2 separate regions of the Homo sapiens genome follow, and region 2 is linked to region 1. The links are chromatin contacts, found by Hi-C in ENCODE. All regions are on one chromosome and are shown on one strand. Each heading gives the region's core, a stretch centred on a gene start or an enhancer-like site at or near the end of the contact. The rest is flanking DNA. Distances are from core to core; before and after follow the strand shown. Region 1 holds the start of AKAP1-DT (AKAP1 divergent transcript). Region 2 holds the start of MED13 (mediator complex subunit 13).

Region 1 (2,700 bases), core at 201-2,700:
CACCCAGGACATCCCCCAGGAGAGGAAGATCCCGAAACGCCCAGGGCTCCCATGCCGTTCCGAGTCGCCACAGCACCGCCTACCACGATCAGCACCTTTCTTCTCCTATCCCTCCCTGGAAGGGAAACAGGAAGACCTTCAGCTAGGGCACAAAAGAGTTGAACGCCAGAAAGCCCGCGTTCGAGGCATCCAGCCACTGCCTCTCCTAGCACATCGTAACCCCAAAACTGGCGCGGTCCCTCCAGATCGCAGACCCCGGGCCCTGGGCCGCAGGCGGGGCCGGACACGTGACCGTCGGGGCCCCCGGGCGTGAGGTCGGCAGACACCCCAGGCTGGACGGCCTCCACCCCTCCGGACACGCCTGCAGGGGCTACGAATGCAAATTCCCCCCGAGACGCCCCTGAGCCTCCGACCTCCAGACCCCAATTCGGTTCGAACGGTCCCTCAGCCCGAAACACGGTTGGATCACAACCGGCCGATGTCCCGGCCCATCTTCCCAGTTCCCCTGGCTCGCCGCACGGAACTCCCAGGGGCTGCGCCGGCGGGCGAGCCGAGGGTGAGAAGTTGGGCGAGGCTCCAGAAGTGAAGGGGCAGCTCCGGCTCAGACTGTGTACACACGACCTTTGAAAAGTAAACGCCCGCGGGGCTGGGCGACCTTGGGTGGGACGCGCTCGGGTCAGCCTCGCAGGCGGGTGTGCACGCTCCGGTTAAGTTGAGGTGCAGAGAGGCGACCCGGGCGTCGCGCCCTCGCCCCCCGCCCCCGAGGACAGTGACGCGCGTGGGGAGGACGGCGCGGCCGCAGAGCGCCGCCCAGAGCCGCGCACACGCGATCTGTCAGGAGCCCGCGGGCAGACAACCGGCGGGGAAGGACGAGAGGGGGCGCAGACGAGGGAGGGAAAGATGGGCCTGCCTGACAGCGCGCGGCGGCCGAGAGCCCCCAGGACACCTCTGCGTCCGGAGCGTCCCGCCCCCGGGGTACCTGGAGGGCGCGTCGCACCCTGCACCTGCACCTCAGGCTCCCCATCGCCCCGACCCCGCCGCCTTCGGGTCTCCGGCAGGGGGTCCCCGGCGCAGCTGCCCCCGACCTACCAGCTCCTCGGCTACCATCGGGGTGCGGGATGCGGAGTCCGCGCGCCGCCGCCGGCCCCCGGCTGTGCCCCGCGGCCCGGCCCGCAGCGCCGCGCTTCCGCAGCTCCCCCACGTGCTAGCCCAGGCGGGTGGAACACAGAGACATTAAATACTGAAGACGCGCGGCGACGTGCCCGCAGCGCGACGCAGGCCCCGCCCCTCGCCCTTGTGCCCGCGCGCTCCCGAGCCCGCCCCGCTCACCTGCGCGTGCGCGCCGCCGGCCGCTCCCGGCAGTGCCTCCGCCGCGCCTCTCCCAGCTGCGCCAGAGGGGGCGCGGTCTACAGCGCTGGGCTAACATCCCGCCGCCGCCCGGAGCCGGGTCTTGCTCGCGCTCTCGCGAGAGAGCCGTCATCTCTCCGGTGCCCGGGAGAGGGGCCGGGCGGGACGGTACAGCAACCGGAGGAACCTTGATTCCCTGCCCCGCAAGCCCAGCACCGGTTTTGCCGCCTTGTCTCGAAGGGTCAACCAGGCCATCTCCTGCCTCGGGACGGAGAGCGCCCTGGAAAAGGCGGAGGGGCCGGTGAGGAGCAGGGCTTCCCTCGCTTCGGGGCTTTGAGCTTCCCTGTGACCGTCATTTCCTTGTAGCGTATAATTGGGTTGGCCATTAATAATTGCTCGATAACTGCATAATGGTGAAACCTGGTACCACTCAAATGCAACTTTCTTGCTCGTTTTCACAAGTCGATGTTATCGAAATGAAGCACTTTTCTCTGAATTGGTGTGGGTTTTGGAATGATTTTTGCAGAGATAGTCACGGTGAGTCACTATCTCTGCCAGGACCTTGGGAAAATAAATTCCTCCAAAATAAATGGAGAGGGTAGGGTTTTGGCTGTCCAGCCCTGCTGTCATCCTTAAAACAAAGTGACTTTAAATGAACATTTGTTTGGCCAAAATATAGAAAATAGATCATGCTAAGAACTAACAATTACTTGGGAAAATGCTTAATCTTCACTAGTGATCAAATGCAAGTTTAAATGACAGATGCCATTTACTATACCTAATGAGATTTAAGTCAAATTCATATATATATGAATCCCAATTGCATGGTGTGGTAGATGTCAGGAAGGAAACAAATAGGAAACTGACATAGGAAAGAAAGAAAAAGAGCCCTATTTTTTATTTTTTTTTTTTTGTGAGACGGAGTCTTGCTCTGTCGCCCAGGCTGGAGTGCAGTGGCACGATCTCGGCTCACTGCAAGCTCCGCCTCCCAGGTTCACGCCATTCTCCTGCCTCAGCCTCCCGAGTAGCTGGGACTACAGGCGCCTGCCACCACGCCCGGCTAATTTTTTGTATTTTTAGTAGAGATGGGGTTTCACCGTGTTAGCTAGGATGGTTTCGATCTCCTGACGTCGTGATCCGCCCGCCTTGGCCTCCCAAAGTGCTGGGATTACAGGCGTGAGCCACCGCGCCCGGCCAAAAAGAGCCCAAATGTTTTAGGTCCTGTGGTCAGAAAAGGCCTAAAATGAAATTTAAACTGAGACCCATTGGATGAGAAGGAACCAGCCTTGCAAATTGTATACGGGCATAAGGGTTGGAGGAGTATTCCTAGCAGATGCACAACACAGGAAAAAG
Region 2 (2,700 bases), core at 7-2,506, 5.0 Mb before region 1:
GGGATATGTTTTCCCCATTTTACAGATGAGTAAAGACACAGAGCAGGAAGTGATTTGCTCAAGCTTGGAACCCAGGCAGTGTGGCTCTAATTCCCAGTCTATTAACTACAGGGCAATATTTTGTTTCTTAAATTTATATCTTCATATCACAACTTTTAGGTTGAGGAGTCTTATCCCCATCCAGATCATCTGACTCCCAAATCCAGAGGTTTGCACCTGCACCCCAGCGGCCTCGCGAAATAAATGAGAATGTCTTGGAATTTTTGCCAATACTTTCTCTTCCAAAGAACTCAAACTGATTTCCACGTAATTCTCACTGATTTGTGAAATGAACCTTCCTGGACTGTAAATTTCCCCGCAAAGAGAGGGCCAGGGCCCCGGGTCGTTTTATACTGGCCGGGGCACCCAGCAGATGGCGCTATGTTAGTGGCCACCAGCTGGCTGCCCCGTCCCCCGAGCTCACCGCCTCCGCCGAAAGCTTCCCGGCCCTCCCTCGCTCACTTCTCTCTCCCCCTCCCAACCGAGCCCGGGCCCACGTGACCTCAAGGCGGCCAATGGGTGAGCAGAGAGGGCGAGCTGGTCCCTGTGGCCGCCATTAAAGCGAAGGGAAAACCCGTGAATTCGGATTAAAGGGGGAAAAACACCGCCCGCTGGGCCCACAAAATGGGGGAGACTACGGCGTCCAGCCGGTGAGGCCACAGGAGGGCAAACTTTAGGCCGGCTTGGCCCAGGAACGACACGAAGACAGAGCCAGAGAATGGTCTGAGCCCGCAGACGCCGCCACCACCTCCGCCGCTGAGGAGACTCTGGGCTTAAGGACATCGCCGCTGCCGCGCCGGGGGCCTGGGCTTCTCTCCCGGTTCTCGCCCTTCCCGCTCCTGTGCGGGCGCCTCTCCGCCCGGGAGAACCGTCCTGGGCTTGGGCTCTGCCGTCTCGGACTTGATTTTGATTATTTATTGTGTAATTTATTATTTTTCTTGTGGTAGGGGCACACATCCCCTCCGTCCCCCAGAGAGGGACGAGCGTCTGCGGGATCCGCAGTCCGGCCCGCCAGGCGAGCGCGGCGCGGCCCTCCCGCCTCCGGCCCTCGGCCCCGGGCGGCTGGGTGCCGGCCGGGCGGCGGGGGCTGCTCGCGGCGGCGGCGGCGGCGGCGGCGGCGGGGGGGTGGGTGGGGAGGGCGGGCGCCCGGCGGCCTCCTCTTCCACCGCCCCCCCAACCACTACCCCCCCCCCGGCCCTCCCCGGTGTCTGTGTTTCTCTCTCTGGTCGGAGGCGGCGGTAATGGCGGATGGTGGGTTGTGGCGCCGGCGGCGGCTGCTGTGAGGGACGATGAGTGCCTCCTTCGTGCCGAACGGGGCCAGCCTGGAAGATTGTCACTGTAACCTCTTCTGCCTGGTGAGTGCCGGGGCCGGCGGGCGCCGAGGGAGGGGGGCCGCGAGGTGCGCCCTTGGGCCGTGGGGGAGGGGGCCGGGTCTGGTCCAGATGCCCGAGTTCCCGGGCGAGGCCCAGCCGGAGCCGGCGCCCTGCGAAGCTCCGCGGCCAGCCCCGGGAGGCGGCGTTCGCTCTCCTACGGTCCCGGGCTCTGTTTAGGGGAGTGTTGGCATTTTTTCTCGTCTTGTTTCGGACTCTCCTTCTCACCGTAGTCTCGTCCTCAACTTGAGCTCCTTATCTGGCAGGACAGTAACCTTTCCCTCTTGTCTTGCTTAACTGTTGCTTTTCTCCTTATTGGCCCTGTATCCCTGCTTCACACTTTACATTATTGCCCCTGCTCCCCACCGCCTTTATGTCTTACCCTTTTAATTTGGTTTCCCCATGTAAACAGGACCCCAGAACTTAAGCCCTAGAAACCTGTCTTGGTTTTACATTTTTTTTGTATGAGTCAAACTAACGCCAGGTTAGTTTCTTTCTTGGGTGACTTAAGATCTCTCTGTAAAAGCCAGTAGGTGCCATTTCATATGTTTTCTTTTTAAACTTTGAAAACAGTTTGCCATTTTTGACAATTTCTAGCCATCTTGCTTTTATTAGAACATGATGTTTTTGTGAGAGTGAAGGGGGCTAGTGGACGAGGTGCTGTGGTTTTGCACTGTTTCTATATTTATTGTGTTTTGGTTGCTTTTTCAGAATGTTTTGAGCAGGCTGCTCCCTTGTTTGATTGAAATGGAAAGTCGAGAGAAGCGGGATGTAGGGATGATCATTGTGTAGGTTAGCCCAGGTCTGGTAACATCCAACAGTTAAGGCTTTCAGAAGTACCAACTGTTGCAAATAACTTGTCCTGTATGGGACAGTAGCTGAGCTTCATCAATGACTTTAAGTTTGGGTGACTTTACTTTTTCATTTTCTCCTTTGTGCTATGAGAAATATTAAGAGTATATGATAGGTAAGTGAGTTAAGTGGGAGGAGCACAACTAGTTGGCAAGTGTAAACTGCCAGTCATGTATCAGCAGTTTCATTTTTGGCACCTTATGCTTTGCTCCTTTAAGTTAGATTAAATTACTGAATTCCTCTTGTCGAATTTCTTAACGCCCATGCTAAATTGAGATCTTTAATACTCTATCCTCGTCTACAGTATGTTTTTCTTTTCAATGTCCATTAATCAGCATCTCTTCACATGTAATAAGACATACACCAGGTTTTATATTTCTATCTTATCCAACTCAGTCTATTTTTGGTACTTTTAGGATCAGTTCTTTGAAGATAGACT

What was found. A loop is a pair of places that touch in the nucleus more often than their neighbours do. Pooled maps may share reads with other maps.
Region 2: a loop to region 1 is called in a map of CD8-positive, alpha-beta T cell, with 6 times the contacts of the local background. The contact joins the promoter of MED13 here to the promoter of AKAP1-DT in region 1. A Hi-C loop is called at or near these places in 2 of 168 maps with a recorded cell type or tissue (CD8-positive, alpha-beta T cell and naive thymus-derived CD4-positive, alpha-beta T cell) and 5 of 50 pooled maps.

Annotation. Positions count from the first base shown.
Region 1 is chr17:57,083,788-57,086,487 of GRCh38, reverse strand. AKAP1-DT (AKAP1 divergent transcript) reads left to right here and starts at 1,450. Exons shown (of 3, transcript NR_186437.1): 1 at 1,450-1,648. AKAP1 (A-kinase anchoring protein 1) reads right to left here and starts at 1,242. Exons shown (of 11, transcript NM_003488.4): 1 at 1,090-1,242. RefSeq lists silencers at 196-285, 566-865, 906-1,485 and enhancers at 164-666, 1,706-1,785.
Region 2 is chr17:62,063,834-62,066,533 of GRCh38, reverse strand. MED13 (mediator complex subunit 13) reads left to right here and starts at 1,256. Exons shown (of 30, transcript NM_005121.3): 1 at 1,256-1,394. The coding sequence starts at 1,329. RefSeq lists silencers at 466-545, 1,336-1,615 and enhancers at 596-855, 1,766-1,865.